Linked DNA regions of Mus musculus: region 2 is linked to region 1. Evidence: chromatin loops called from intact Hi-C (ENCODE). Cell type or tissue: heart. All regions are shown on one strand.

The links. Hi-C counts contacts between places; a loop is a spot of excess contacts. Peaks named below come from ENCODE experiments on the same cell type or tissue, not always from the same donor. Only the 100,000 strongest peaks of a DNase experiment are listed, where the experiment ranks them.
Region 2: a loop joins it to region 1, with 2.8 times the contacts of the local background. A loop is called at or near these places in 2 of 42 quality-filtered maps.

What each region holds. Positions count from the first base shown.
Region 1 is chr19:42,426,499-42,434,498 of GRCm38, forward strand. It overlaps Crtac1 (cartilage acidic protein 1), which reads right to left and starts at 5,290. Exons shown (of 15, transcript NM_145123.5): 1 at 5,112-5,290. The coding sequence starts at 5,135. In heart, CTCF peaks have their summits at 3,108 (motif pointing left) and 5,156; no DNase peak of the experiment used is centred here; H3K4me3 peaks cover 1,766 bases; H3K27ac peaks cover 644 bases; H3K27me3 peaks cover 7,596 bases.
Region 2 is chr19:42,186,528-42,194,527 of GRCm38, forward strand. Zfyve27 (zinc finger, FYVE domain containing 27) reads left to right here. Exons shown (of 13, transcript NM_177319.3): 11 at 2,670-2,716; 12 at 2,995-3,076; 13 at 3,856-8,000. The coding sequence ends at 3,920. Among named protein-coding and RNA genes, the nearest start is that of Sfrp5, 12 kb to the right of the region's middle. In heart, a CTCF peak has its summit at 4,169 (motif pointing right); a DNase peak (open chromatin) is centred at 4,214.

The sequences.
Region 1 (8,000 bases):
CAGATTTCCTGGGCTGGAACCAACGCACACACGGGGCCAGGGGACTGGAATGTTTCCAAGAAGGGAGTGTTTTGTTTCACACAAAGTCCATCTGATTTCTTTCAAGGAATTTTTTTTCCTTTTTTCTTCTTTCTTGTTTTCTAGGTGTCTACACTTTTGAAAGGCAGATCTTAGGACTTTCCTCTATTGATAAAGATTCTGATACTTATCTTCTGTTAAGACGACCCCCTTCCACGAGCACACGAAAGGCAGTATAGGACTTGGGGAGTGACTGATCTAGTGTTACTGTGAGTCAGCACCAGAGAAACAGAACTTTTCAAACCCCCAAATTTGTAATAATAGCAGCATTAATAATAGTCTCCTTGTAATTTTCTAAGTGTTTCCACAGCTCATAATTATCCTTCACAACAACTTTGGGGGAGTTTGGGTAAACCAGCCTCAAAGGAGCAGATGTGAGTTCCAGACTAGCTCTGCTGTCTACTTGCTATTGGGTTCTGCCTGGTCATCTCTCCACTCTGGATCTCAGGGTCCTCGGCTATGAAACAGAGCTGATTGGAACATTCCCAAAATCTCTACCATCTGTAAAGCACTGCTAGGCCCCGATCCTGGTACCGTAGAGCCTTGGGGCCAGCTAATCAGTAGTGTTGGGGCTTCCCTGTGCACTAAAGGAAGGTTCAGCAACAACCTGGCCTCTCTCCCACCAGATGATGCTTGCAGTACCCTTCATTCCAACTGTGGCAATATATTATCTCTAGACCCTGCCAAAAGTCTGGGTGGTGTGAATTCAGTAATCTCTCCAGTCACTACTGCCTAGGGGCTGCAGTGGGATTGGAAACATAAGGAGCATGGGGGGGGACGGACAAAGGTCTTCTCATCCATCCTTTACTCTTTTTCTCTAGCCCTTCACACCTTCTTGTACATGTTTCAAACCCAATCTCACAGTCTTCTGCTACTTCTTATTTCTTAAACGCCCTAAGTGGTCCAGCGTGTGTTTGGTGTGATAATGAACCAATTGATTTCATACTTTCTCCTAAGGAGAGTTCACAGGTTTATGTCCCCTAAGCAACCAGCCAGACTCTTCAGAAATCCAGAGCAGAGTCCAGGCTGGCCTGGGAGCCTATCTGCAGCCTGCAGGAGGCTCGGTGAGCAAGGATTTGTCAGCACTCTTAAATCACTGGGCTCTGAGGAAGGCTTCTCCCAGCAGAAAGATCCTTCCTCAGGAATCAATAGCTCAGGGCCTTCCATCACATTCAAAATTATCCTGGGACCTGTAAAATTTCTTTTCCCCGAGCATGGCAGAACCCCAAAGTGAAAATCCAGCAGTGGGCCAGAGAGAGACCTGCCAGTCAGACTTTGCTCATCAGTCCTGATGCCACCATGACCAGAAGCTGATGTGCAAACCTCAACACTTGGCCTTAGCTGCAGAGGAAAAGATCCCACAGTGTTCCCAGTGATCCAGCACTAATAGCTCCTTCCAAATGACTAGCTCTTCGCATCGCACCTAAAGAGAAGAATCCCAAAGACCATCTTCCCCCATCTTTGCTCACCTACCCTCACAGGAAGATCCTATACTCTTCTTATACTGAATGTAATTATACTCCTCTGATCTTACGTAGAATCAGATCAAGACCGAGAAGTTAAATAGGCTGACGTGGATCTCAAACACAGTTCTCGGAATCGCACTTAAGGAAAGGAGCTATGGCTCTCTGGTGGCCTATATCCTCACCTCCCTTCTTTCTTATGGATGAAGACCCATCTTGTCAGTGAGACTGAAGAGCTGAACAATCTTGAGCATTTTCCTTGGCAATAAGCACCCACTGGGTGACCTTCAAGGGCAGGGGAGGATTTTACTTCTCAGAATTCCAGATTGGCACCAGGGTTCCTAATGAAGAAAGGCCACCAAATCTGCTAAAGTTCCAAGAAGAACCAACCCCAAGGAAGTGCATACGGTACGTAAAGAAACTGGGTGATAGTGGAAAACAGAGTTACCCATGGACCCACCAGACCAGCAGAACAGAAGGACATCAGAAATGAGAGCATCTTCTAGGTGCCCCAGATGCCAGAAGAGAAGGGATTGTTTGAGACCACAGCCTCTACTACGGTGACCTTGAGCTGAGAGCGGCAAGGATGAAGGACATCGGGGAAACACTCTTCGGGAATTTTTTTTAGTTCACCTGGGATCTGAGTTTGAGGGGGTCCCACCAGCAGAGGTGTGACTGCAGGACAGAGAGACTGTTCCAGCATGCCTTAGAGGATGTCTAGGCCTCGCCTTAGGTTCTAAGACTATCTGGTGAGGGCCTGCGCATTTCTGATTCCATTGCACGGAGTTGCACAGCTTTTGCCTAAAGATCATTTAGAGCAATAAGACAAGACAGTGGAGGGAGGAGAGAGGATAACTTGGAATTTTACAGCCCGTGTATGTTCATTATGAGAGCTTTATCTGCCCTTGTCTTCTTGCAAAGAAAATTTCCCTAAATTTACTAAAGCTATTAGTATACTCAAGTCTGGCCAGTCAGTAATTACCAGTGCCTACTGCGTAGAAACATATGTCCATTTTCACAGCACAGAAGAAGCAGGTCACTGGAGTGGAGAAAGCTCCAAACAGGGAACTGGGAATCCTGGGGCTTGGCCCCATCTCTTCTACCAAACAGCCATGTGACCTTGGGCAAGATACTACTTTTACTTCAGCTGAATTTTTTTGTAAATACATTGTACAGGGGAATGTTGGGAACGGGGTGAGGTGGACCAGATACTCCCCAGTGCTCCTCTCTTCTTTTTTCTAGTCTTAAATATTCTTAGGTTCCAAGAATTCAAAGAATACACAGATACCAAGCAAAAAAACAATGATCTCAGAGAGCAAGCGGGGCTATGTATCGGCTCTGCCTCCCCGGAATATTCTGCCATCCCACTGCTTCTGAAGTCCTAGGACCACCTGAAGTCACAGGACATGTGGTGGAAGGGTCCCAGTCCCAGTGTCCTCAATCACAATGGATGATTGTTGAGGGGTTGGTAGCCTGAGCTTTCTTAAAGCATTAAGTTACTATGGCCAGTGAAGGGTAAGAAACAAGTCACTAGTCCTGAGCTAGGTGGTTTTGGTGCCCCCTACTGGTCACCAAGGAGCCCGCTCCACCTCCAAGCTTCCACTGATTGGAAGGAGGCAGGAGAGCTTGAGGACCAACTCAGGTGGTCACAACCTGTTTAACAGAAGAATTTCCTGGTCGTTGGCCTAGTCTCTCTAAGAATCTGTGTTTCAGTCTCGGCATTACATAGGCCATTGGTCTACTCATTCACAGGGCTCCTCCATGCAACCATAGGATACCTTAACCAAACACCCTGGTGCCAAAGAATAAGCACCAGGGTTCAGAAGGCCAGGTGTAGTCCAGACAGAGAAAGGAAGACAGAGCAGCAAGCAGGTATATCACTGCACACATCCCTAATGGAAAGAAGGTCTTGGGAAATGCAGCAAGAAATGTTGACTGCAAGCAAACAGGGAATGGGGGTGGGGTGGGCATGGATTGGTAAACCCACACACACACACATAAAATCATTAGCCTAACGCAGGTATCCAAGGAGTTTGAACACATGCCCATTGGTAGGGTTGTACTACGGTGAATGGCTCAACCCCAACCCATCAGCTACAAGAGCAGAAGCCACCGGCAGCCTTCAACCTTCTCCAGAATCTATCAGCACCAACTGGAGACCAAAGTGTTCTAATCTAGTCCAGCACCAAGAACTAAACTCCCTTCCTTGCCTACCAAATTGACTTTAGAACCTGCCTCCAGAAGAGGCTTTTTAACCAAGACAGGAAAGAGAGAGGGGGAAAAAACGCCTCCTTGAAGACCATATTGGGCCAACTGTTCATATTCCCATTTTTCCACCCTCCACGTCTCTGTCTCAATACCCAAGTGTGAGGAACTGTTCAAGTCTCTGGATCTGCTTTAATTCAACGTGGGTACTTCCTGTCCCAAGTTATCATGGTTTCAAATCTCCCCTGATAGCTTTTCCCCAGGAGTTCTTCCCAGGTTCAACACAGCATCAAACCGCTGTCCTCTACTCTGGGAACCTTCTTGCTTTCTTTTCCAACTGGCTTCATTTTTCGAAGTCTTGCACCCATCCCAGAAGGTACCTCAAGTGCAACTCATGAACGCTTCCAGGAGGACGGATGAGATGTACAGATGTCACGGTAGGTGAACCCACCCAATAGCAATAGTAATCATTAGTCATTCAAGAAGGAACCCCCCACCCCCACCCCTAGGGAGGCTCCCATCCCAGCTGGGATGACTTTGGATTCTTTAGTTGGTTTCTGCAGAAGCGGGACTAACCAGGGCTCCCAACTACTGTACTGCAAAAGAATCACGCTGCATTGCTGGGCATGCCCCCAAGCCTGCCTGCTGCCCCACCAAAACCTTTATCTGATTCCATAAGATCAAGGGGGGGGGGGACCCCATGGTTCCCCTAGAATGCCAGAAAAGAGCTTGCCTGAAACATCCTTAGCTAGAAAGCCAGACCACACCTCGGTCCAGCAAAAGGCGGCTGGCAGCTACGCTGTGTACCGGGCTGGCTCCGGGAGCACTCTGCCACTCAGCGCTGTGCAAGGGGAGACAGCTCGGCTTCCCGGGAGAAGAGCTATGCCCCGGGGGATCTTCCCCAACCTGGAAGCGTTGGCAGTCGGCCGAGGATGGTAGCTTAGTCGTCCCCAAACTGAGCCCGCCAGCTGGGTGACTCCCCGGGTACCCTCAGCACAGCCTTCACCTGCTCCGCCCCCTACTAGCCCCATTGCCCCCTTCTCAAACCGCTGACCTCCATCCTCTGTGCCACTAACACGTTCTCTGCCAACTGTGGGCTGTCACCCCCACACCTCGGCTCCCATCTCTTCCACCACCTCCAGCCTGGCGCCCGCCTTGCCCCCAGCCCGCGGGGAGGATCTGCGCGCCAATAGAGTCCAGCGCCTCTTGGCAAGTTGGGAGCAGCGTCGCCGCCTTCGCAGTCCCGATCTTCCCAGGTCCCCAGCTGCATCCCCGCCACCCCTGGGGGCGTGCGGGGAGGGGTGCGCTAGGCTGGCGAAACTTTCTCCGCCGGAAGGGGTGGGGGCTCCAGGAGCGGATACTCACGCCCGGGTCAGCGCTCGGAGCCATCCTCTGGCTCTCTCAGCCCCACCGCTTGGGGGCGTCGGAGCGCGGGCGCTCGATGCTGCCTCTGCCGCTGGCGCCGCCGCCTTGCAGCGCCCAGCCCTGGTCCCGGGCTGGCCTCGAGCCTCCCGCCCCGACGCCGCGCGCTCGCTTTATACAACTCCACTCGAGCGCGCCCGGGCTTATGTAAAGGCTGGCGGAGGCCCGCAGCCAATGGCGCGGCAGCTGGAGCCGGGGCCCAAGCTTGGGGGGCGCACGCGCGGCCAATCGCGGCCCGGGGAGCCCGAGGAGCCGGGTGGGGGAAGGGGCGCCTCCCCGCGCTGATTTAGGAGCCGGGATTGCGGTGGCAGCAGCCGGCAGCCAGGCTGGCCCGGCGCGGCGGGCATTGGGGTGGGCGGCGGCGCGGGCGGCGGCGAGGGCGGGTGCCCCCCGTGCTCTGCCGCGCCCCGCCGCCGCGCCGCGTAACCTTCAGGAGGCAGCGGGGCCTGGCGAGTGGGGAGAGGGCGCCTTGAGGGACGCTGGGGACCGGGCGGGCGGGAAGCGGATGTCCCCGGGGGGGGGGGGAGCGCGGGGAAGGCAGTGCAAGGGGGGGAAGGGAGGCCGGCGAGCCCCAGGACCCCGCAGCCACGCGGAGCGCAGGGCGGGGGGTAGCGGCCGCGCTGCTGTCTTTCTGCCTCCCAGATAGCGATCTGGCGGCTCCCAGGCCCGGCCAGAGCGGCCGCGCGAGCCACGCCGATGGCGAGATTTCTCGCTGGGGAGCGAGCTCCGAGTCGATCTTTATCCAGCCTAGGGACGTGTCCGAGCGCCTCCGGGGGACTGCTCAGTATGGGGAACAGAGCTTCACCACGGTCCCAGAGGGCGGGGAGCAGGCGAGCGCAGCTCGGCGGTCAGGCGCGGCGGCCCAGGCAACTGCGGGCAGAGTCTGCTTTCCCACATCCGCGCCCTCCGCCCCCGCAGGCAGAGTCCTCACCGTACCTAGCCCCCTCTCCAGCAACACCCACCAGGGCTGAGCCTGGCCCACCTGCTCAGGGCGTCTGCATCTTTTGCCCACACGGAGTACTACCGCTTGCTCTTTCTCCGTTGTCACCAGCTGGCACAGCTGGGTGCAATGGCTTTGGTCTCTCTGGCCCAAGGGTAGTGGTGGGAGAGCAACTAACATGGAGATGACTTCGTTAGTAGCTCCCCATATACCTGTGTTTGGGGCAGGTAACTTGCTAAGGTCCACATCAATGGACCTTTTGCATCTACAATAGAACCAGGCTTATAATAGGTGCTCAGCAAGTAGTGAATTTTGACCTTTCATGAATAAGACCGGTGGATTTCTGAAAGCCAGACCCGAGGCCTCGGAGAAGGATATGGGACTCTTTGCTCAGCTCCAAAGGCTTTGCGATCACTACTCACTAACTAGCTTGGCGTCTGTATGTTTGACGCTTAAAAAGACTTGGATGAAGGTTCTGCTATAGAGTTCCCTGTCAACCAGTTCCTAGCTGGACCTGGTTATCTCCCAGTACTGATTAGAACTGTCAGCCCCGTTTGTGCTCTTCTCTTAAAAGCAGAAGCTAAGCGTAGGCAGAGTCCATCTCTTGGGCCGCCAAGGAGCTCCTCAGCGGTGAGGAACCATTGAGAATCTGGCGAAAGTCACTGGCGTCTCTTTCTGGAAAAACTGGCCAACGTTTACCCATAAGTGACTTTCGAGTATAATTTCAGGATCATTAGGAATCCCGAGACTCTGGGTGCTCGACCCAATATCAACCTGTTTCTTCAGGGTTCCAGGCCAGTGGTTTGTAATCAACCTCTCTCTAGGGGTCGGAGACTGTTCTGTACCCTGTGAGAATCTGAATGGATGTGTGGATGTGCTTCTGGGAAAGATGCTCTCTCTCTCTCTCTCTCTCTCTCTCTCTCTCTCTCTCTCTCTCTCTCTCTCTCGTGTGTGTGTGTGTCGGGGGCAGGGGGTGTTGCTAGAACATAATCCAAGGTTCTGCATCAATACACTTCATCCAGCAGCAAGTACACTTGGTCCCAAGCACACCCCTGGTCCCCAGTTCCCTCCAAAGGAGCAGCAGTAGGCTCAGCATCCCGATGGCTCACACTACCGCCCTGTGCTGAGGATATCTGCATCTGTGTGGCTGTGGTCCTGGCACTTGAGAGACTGTCTCCACACTTGTCCTCGGCGTCTTAGTCCCTGCCACTTTCTTTATGTGGAAATAAATAGCAGGTTGTCGGATTCTGTCTGATGCACGACTGTTCCTTAGCCAGAAGCTCCAACTCGGAGAGACAGCAAGTGACTGGTAATTAACCAGTCTCACTGGAGCCCAAGCATCCGAACACACCTTTCTTGGATTTGTTCTCACCTCTCTCTCTCTTTCTCTCTCTCTGCCTGGGAAGCTGTAAGCAGCAGCCCCAGCTGCCGAGACTCACCTCACCTAAACCTGACAGATTTAGTAACCAGCTCAGTAATTATCAACATTAGCCACCCAGATGTGAATAGGTTGTCGGTGCAAAACAACCCTGCAATGATCTCACTCTCTCTAGTCAGGGAAGGGGATGACAGAGCCAAGGTGCCAGGAAAGGACAGTGAAATGTAAAGTGACAGGTGTTCCACTCAGGGAGTCCTTCGAGGGATAAGGGATGGGATGGGATGGGCAGATCTGGTCCTAGAATTTCTAATTCTCCTAATGTTGCCTGTGTCTAGAAACCCTTGAAGGCAGGGTGTTTTAGAATTCAGAGAGGTGCCAAACATGTTGCACCATCCTGTGAGGTCTGGAGTCGCATCTGAAAATCAGACACATTCATATTTCCGCAGCGAAATGTCAGGATTTCTAGAGTAAGCATTGAAGGGAAAGTGGTTTCGTGTCAGTTTAGGTCAGGATT
Region 2 (8,000 bases), 240 kb before region 1:
TTTTGGCACTTCTAGCCAAAGTTGTAGTTTGGTAAGCTAGTCTTTTCTTAGGGTTGTGGGTAGGTCAAGATCTTGAAGGGTGTGTTTGACTCTGAGCCCAGGTTGGGACCCTGGCTTTGATTTGGAGCCCTGAGAGCAGAGCCAGCTAAAGTCCTGGTGAGAGCCTACAGTGGCTGCTTACTGAGAGTCACTGTGGCCTTTGGATTGTGTGTTTCAGTGTTTAGTGAGTTCTAAGTCTGTGAGTCTGTGGAGGGAGGGGAAATCCATGGATTTATCTTCAGGAACTTGAGGGGCCTCTGTGGCTTGCCTTCTTGCCCCTTACTAGTGTGGTTATCTTTTCAGGATTAGATGTCCTAGGCCTGCTGTTTGTGTCTGTGTTTGTATCCCTGGGTACACAGAATCCCTTTTACCTTTGTTGACTATTGGCTTTGGTAGGCACGCAGGCTCAGGTCCTCTCATAAGCTCACTCTCATTTCTCTGGGGGATGGGTAGGGCGAGACAGGCTCTGGGCCCAGGAGCAGGTGGGGTCCAGATGCAAAGGGACTACTGCTGTTGGTCCAGCAAGTGACAGTTTGTCTGTGCAGTGTAAGGAGAGGCGGTGAGAAGCTCCTGTTTTGCAGAGGGGTAACCTGAGGTCACCCAAGAGCTTCATCTCTCAGGGGGAGCTGGGCTTCAACTGCAGGTCATCGGATTCCACTCTGGGTCCTGTTTGCCACCTCATCTGTCCTGTGACTTCTCTTAGCTCTGATGTTTAGGAGTGCCTTGTATAGTGTCAGTCCTGTCTTCAGACCTGGGTTTTGGGTCAGATTCTCCCCACCTGGATAGGCAGAGGCCATACAGGTGTCTGAGGGTGGCCTTTTTTGCTCTTCCCTGCCTCTCCCCCTTGCTGCAGTGCCTATGTCCCTTTGTTAGTAGGGCCTGATCTCTACCTTGAGGGCAAGTGTGACAATTCTGCTTCCAAGATGTTGGCCCCTGGGTCCAGGTTCCCAGATCAGCCTTGGGTAGGCTGCTCTGAGATCTCTCTTAGTCCTTCCAGACTGCTATGAGAAAATACACCATGCTGCATGCTTCATAAATGAAGCAAATGCGATTTCTCACCATTGCTGAAACTGAAGTCTAAGTTGTGCCAGCACAACTGGGTCCGGGTAATAGATGGCACCCTTTTGCTGGCTCCTCCGGGAGACATGACAAAGTGCTGTCCAGGGCCTCCATTATAAGAGCAGTGTTCTCATGAGTGCTCTGCCAGTCACTCACTAAAGGCCCCACTTTGTAATACCATTGCCTAGGGATTAGGACTCAATATATGAACTTTAGGGGACCTTCCATTCTGGCTGTCAGTAGATGACGTGGGTCTTTGGGAGGGATGAGATGAAGGCTTCCTCTGGAGCCTCCACGTGAGTCTTGGTGGAGCTGCCAAGGGTCCAGGCACCCCTGTCCTAGAGATGACTGCCCTGATGGCTCCTGCCCTGCCCTTCTCTCTTCACAGTAGGGTCACTAGGTGAGTCGAGGTGGGTGATGTGGCTGAGAATGGGCAGAGTGGCTAGGCTTGGGAGGAGCAGGACTGTTCTCTGTCACTGTGTGACCTGGTGTCAGCTCTCAACCTAGATGTGCATGGGGACTGTGCAGTCCTGGCTCTCCATCTACTTCTGAGGAGCTCTTGGACCTGGGCTCTTTGTCCTGTCCAGGTTCTGTCACCTTGCTGAATAGGCTGCCTTCCTCTGTTCTTGGTAGAGGAGCCATAGTCAGTGAGCACGTTTTCTTATCCCGCTAGCATCCTGGAGTTTGTGTTCTCTCTGTCCTTTACATGGCTGTGAGAGGTCCAACAGCAGAGATGTTTGCCTCAGATACCTCAGCCTTGCTCCCCTGGCTCCATAGTCTATTGTCCTTGATCCCAGGGAGCGTCTTTTAGCAAGAGCTGTGGGCAATCCTGGCTGACTAGGAAGGAACTTTGGGACTGTTACGGGCAAACATGTTACCCAGGAGTCACAGTTGTTCTTTCTGCTGCTGCCTGCAAGGTCATAGCAGGCCCCAGAACCCATCTCTCATCTCTCCTCCATCCGCCCCAACTGCCAGTCGTCACCCGAGCGGCTCTGGCACAGTCTGAAGCTCCTCTGTCCCCCTGTACTTGTGGCTTTGGAAGGCTTGTGTTGCTGCTTGCCACCAGTGCTTGAGACCCTGCCCTTCATGTCATGTTGGAAGGTGCCCTGTTTCAAGCTTTCTCTTGGGATCTTCTGATGACAGAAAGGAGTTTGTGTTTCTTGGAGGCGTATCTGTCCCTCACTGTGGACAGATGTTTGGAAGGAGACATTATGAAAAGGTCACATCTAGTAGGCTTCATTGAGGATGCTGGGGTTCAGGTCCATGTTGGCTTGGCTAGATTTCAGGGGGGAGATTCTCTGGTTGTTCTTTGATAATCTGCCAAGCTTGTGAGTGTGTGTGGCACTTGGTGTTGGGAGCGTGCAAGGACTCAAGCTGTGTGTAGCTTGGTGAAAGCTGCTCTGAGGAGCTGGCACCTTTACTTATTTTAAATACACATATTGCTCTCTGCACCCAGCTAAGATGCTGGGCTGTGCCTGGCTGGGTCCTGAGTGGCCCAGTTAGAGTCAGGAACAATTTGGGTTGAGCGGCCTGGGTTGGATCGTAGCTCAGCTGCTGCCTTTGTCTCTCAGGGAATTGTGCAGGCTGTGCCGCTACGTTCTCCGTGCTGAAGAAGAGGGTGAGTCTGCTGCTGTTTGCCGGGGCAGTGTGCTGTGACTGGGGCTGATGCACGACTTGAGGAGAGTCAGCAATGGAGTCTAAGCCCTCATTCGAGTCATAGGACCAGTGCCCTCTGTTTGCTAAGGCCCACACCCTTATCAGCCTTCTGTTGGCTGTTTTGTCCTGTCTCATCCCACCCACTGAGGCCCCTCTTCTGTTGTATAAAATTGGAGGGAGCACTGGGGTGTCAGGTGCCTGAGGGTGGGCTCCATCTGACACTGTTGTTCCCGTCTACAGCGGAGCTGCAGCAACTGTGGGAACAGCTTCTGCTCGCGGTGTTGCTCCTTCAAGGTGCCCAGGTCCTCTATGGGAGCCACAGGTGAGCGAGGAGGCCAGAGAGGCGGCCTGTGGGAAGGACTGAGGCTGCCCTGCATAGAGCAAGACAGCTCCCGAGACTCCTCTTTCCTCCCAGAGGAGACCACCTGGTTGAATCTTATTTCATTACCCCAGGTCCACTTTTAACAGAATCAAAGGAATTTCTCTTCCTTTCCTAAATGCTGTGTATGTTTGTTGTAAATGAAACCTGTAGATGAGCAAAAGGAAGTCCTCCCCTGCCCCTGTGTTCCTGACAGGCAGAAGGGAGCATGGATGTGCACATGTAGGAAGCATGAGCGTGCACATACAGGAGCGTGGATGTGTATTTGTGCTCTTGACAACTGCGGTGATATCTTACTTCCTGCCCTGTGATGTGCTGCAGTGTGGGGCAAGGCTTTTTGCCAATCTTACAAGTAGCACATGCTTGTTAACTATAAAGTTTTGAGGTTATTATAAAGAAGAAAGGAAGAGAAAAATGATCCTGTAATCTTACCACCCAGAGATTTTTTAACCACTGTTAAAACGTTTAGGGAAAATTTCCTCTGGTATTTTATTTTGTTGATGCCAGAAGAATTTCCAATGCATAGAACACCTGGGAGAGGCCTGCTGTTGGCGTCAGAGCCACAGTGCCCCAGCGTGTCTGAGGGAGGGAGCTGGGTCAGGGAGGGTGTGGGCCGGGCCGTGGGTGGTCTGTCTCAGGACTGGGGAGGCTAATTCAGTACTTGGCACCTTGAGCCTAAAGGGTACAAAGAACTGTCTCACTGAGTTTTTCTTTCTTTCCAGCTCCTGAAGCCCAGAGAGAGACTGTGTGTGTGTGCGCCTCCTGCAATCAGACCCTGAGCAAATGAGAAGAGAAGCCAGGCTCCAACTGTCCTGGGGCCAGCAGTGACCCTACTGTCCCAACTCTGGGCCTCTGAGGCCTGTGCTGGGCAAACGTAGCCTGACAGCTAGGTCCTTCCTGCCCTTCCCCTGCTGCCTCCAGCTGGGCTGGTGATGCTCTAAGGCCCAGGGGGAGAGGAGCCCCTGGGGTCCCGGCTCTTGGTTCTGCTCTATCCTATACCCTGTTAACTCAGGGCTAGCGAGGGAGTGTCCACCAGAGGGCAGAATTGAGCACAGCCTGCTCTCATCTGGGCTCTGGTCGTCAAGGTCAGGCTGGCTAGACCTTAGGATCCAAGAGACTTGAGGTTGGAAAAGAGGTTCTTCCCTGTTGGGTACTTGTCAGTCTCTCAGCCCCAGAGAGCCTGCGAGGGGACTTAGAGCTCCATGGCCTGCCTTTGCCTTTTGAATAGCCTCAGGACTGGCGTTCCCAGGTGTCCCAAGGAGAGGGAAGGTGAGGGTGCTGCTCAAGTCCTTCAGTGTCAAGTGGATGGCAGGATGGGGAAGCTCTGCTTACAGAATCTTAACTCCCATGGTTCTCTGGTGTCCTCAGCCCTGCTGGGGTGGCTACAGGACCCTCACATCACTCTTCCATCCTGCTCTGAGTCTAGGGCACCCCACCTTTCTCCCACTGCCACATATCTCTAGCCCTTATCTCATGGAACATGCGGCCAGGTGAGTGGAGCAGAGAGACTGCAAGCCTTTGAGGTCCAGGGACGTGTAGGACTGCCCGGATTTCAGGGCTGTTCCTGGAGTAGAGATAGCATTGTAGGATAGGGTCAGTCACATGGCCAGTTTTATGTTCCCTCTGACCTGCCAAGGGTGCTGTGCCTCTTCTTAAGCCATGAGCTGGCTCAGGCCCCTTCCCCTGGAGCTTTTTCAGAGTATTTATTTATTTATTTCATGGTTCCTGAGAGCACGCAGCACAGGGTAGGATGAAGAAGACAAGGGGCTTCTGCCTGAGACCCTTCTGCAGTCATGGACTGCCCTTGGAGCTGATCTTCAGGAACTGTTTCTGCTGCCCAGTCATGGGTGTGGTGCCCACACCTGAACCATTTGAGGTCCTCCTTGCTGATAGGCCACACACACACAGCAGTAGAGCACTGAGGGTTTGGCAGTGGGGACCAAGCAGGTGAGGTGTACTCCTTTGTCCTGGTGAGAGATGCTCACCTCTGCGTATTTATACTGTAGAGCAGTAGACAGGAACGCTGTGGAGAATTGTCAATAAAAGGCCCCATGCTTATGGTTTTGTCAGGTCTCCTAGTGCTGTTCAGGTCTTTCATGTTGCCCAGGGTGGGCTGTAGGTGGGCTTTGCACACCTCCTGTGGCAATTCGTGAGCCAGCCAGGCCCAGTGGAAAGCTGTGCCTTATCAACAGGAGGGGTGGGCTTTATCTTGTGACCAGACCCACGGTCTTGGATTGAGGTTGGGACCAGAACTTAACTATAAATAATGCAGGCTTCAGAATGGAAAGGTTTTAGCTAATCCTCTGGGAAAGACAGAAAGGCCAGCGCTGCAGGAGGCTGAGAGCTGGTAAGCAGGTTTCTGGTGGGGTGAGGTGCAAGTTGGCCCTGTGATCAGGCTAGGCTGGAGCTGGGCACTGCACACATTATGTTAGCGCTGGCACCAAGCTCATGAGGTAGGCTCTGTTTTCCACATGGTAAGGCCGGCAGTGCACAGCAGCAGCACTGTGAGCCAGCTCTGAGCTCAGCCCCACCTACCAAGGACCCATGTGCTATCATCCTGTAGCCTTTAGAAAGAATGCACATCTGTCCTGTGTCCTTATAGCAAAAGCCACTGCTGCCTCCTCTTCCTCCTCTCCCTCCTCTTCTTCCACCACCTCCTTCAACAAAGAATGATTTTAACTTTTTTTTTTTTTTTTTTTTTTTAAGGTATCAGGCCATCTTATTGAAAGGTGACTGTGTAGCCGGGCGTGGTAGCGCATGCCTTTAATCCCAGGATTTGGGAGGCAGAGGCAGGCGGATTTCTGAGTTCAAGGTCAGCCTGGTCTACAAAGTGAGTTCCAGGACAGCCAGGGCTACAGAGAAACCCTGTCTTGAAAAACCGAAAAACAAAACAAAGCAAAAGGTGACTGTCACTGCTGAAAAAGGCTGGCTGTAGTCACAGATGTGAGACAGGGGGCTTGCCTTTTTTGTTTCCTGGAGGTCCCTGTGAGAACAGGTGGGGAGGCTGTCTTCAGATGCAGGTTCCTCTTAAGAGAGCAGAGCTAACAGGGTTCAGCAAGGTTGGTGATGGTGTCACCATGGAGCCTGTGGTACAGAGATCTCAATGTGGAATGATAGACAGCTTGCACGTTGTAGAATTGGATGTCTGTGTCAAAATACACCTTCCAATTTGCTGGTACCCAGGAACAGAGACAGAGAGCCAGGTTGTGTTAGAGTCCTGGCATGTGGCAGGGCAGGTTTGGAACTCTGGCATCTAGCCTGACTTGGGCTCAGGTCTGTTGAGTCTTTTGTGGTCTAGTATGTGGATGTCTTCAGAAGGTCTTGGCAGACCTGGAATAGGTGATGATTTTGGGGTGTTTTCTGTAGCCCCTGGGGCTGAAGCCAAATGAATCTCCTTTTTCAGAGATCTGTGTCTCTTCTCACAGCTGGCCCTGTTCACAGGTCATCCTGCCAGGGACTATACCTAGCCAGTAGCTCATGTCTTACAGTGTCACAGTTTGTCTAGTTCTTGGATATTCTAAATAGGTAAATAGAGGTACTGGGGTGGGGGGTGTTAAGTTCCCCACCCAAAGTGGAGTGGGAAACACTTGTGTTACAAGTGTTCATAGCAGCTATGGTCTAAGAAGCCTTGGGTAAAGGCCATGTTCTGGTCCCCACTCTCTAAGGAGCTAGCCACTGAGCTAACAGACTGGTCTGCCCCACCCCCACCCTCTTAGCACCATCCCCCTTCAGTCTCTACCAGAACAGAAGTGGCCTTGTGGCTGGAGCCCCCACCTTCCCTAGCTCCCAGTGACCCCACCTCCTGCCAGCAACACCCCAGCAGCACATTCCATTCTCTGGCACTGCTGGTGGCTGGGGATTCCGGGCTCCTTTGGCGGTGAGCCTTCTTTGGGGCTCCAGCAGAGGCTGTTTGGGCTGGGACACTAGGCTCCAGCCACACACATTCCAGCAACAAACACCCCCCACATTAGATTTCCCAAGGAGTGAACTTTAGCCAGGATTACAGATGGCTGCACAGTTGTGGGATGTGAGCTTGCTTTGTGCAGACCTGAGGCTGGATGCTAGTAGGGGTGAAAAGGAATGGGTGGGAGCGGCAGGCTTCTCTGCTGCTGCCTGGGCTCTTGTAGCATCACGGAAGCAGCTGAAGGCAGCCTTTGAGATTGCCTGTCCCGTCCTATCTCACCTCTGTAGAAGGTGGTAATAGTCCTCAGACTTTTAAGCTGTAGGCTGTGATTCCGTGTGGTATCCCGTAACTGCATGTGAGGATTGGGAAAAGTTTGGTGACAGTAAAAGGCTATCAGACACCGAGCAACTAAAAAACAATTCAAAACCAAACTTGAAAATCAGTTGGAGGTGTTTGTGGAGTCCTGTCCTGAGCATCGCAGTCTTGGTTCTGAACACACAACAGGCACCCTGTGCCCTCTGCCTCCCCTCCTGCCACACAGCCAGTGAACACTCCTTGAATCACACAGATGTGAGACCACTGCATATTGTGAACTGCAGTGTTTTTACTGTCCAGTCAGCTCCTGCTTTTACAGGAACACAATGGCTTACAGAAAATAAGGACATACTATTGCCCTGCTTGCATGTAAATATCAAAAAAGTACATCTTTGCATCACATTATATTGGAATACTTGATTTTAAAAATTAATGTTTGTGGACTAGTGAGATGACTCATTAGGTAAGTCCTGGTCACATGGGCTGGACCCCTGAATTTGATCCCTGGAACCTGTGTTAAAAAGCCTGATGTGTTGCGTCTGTAGTCTCAGTGTTCCTATAGCAAGATGGGAAGAGACAAGAGGATTGCTCTGGAGTGTGCAGGAGGCTGGCATAAACCGGAGACTGCCTCAAGAAGATTGAAGGACA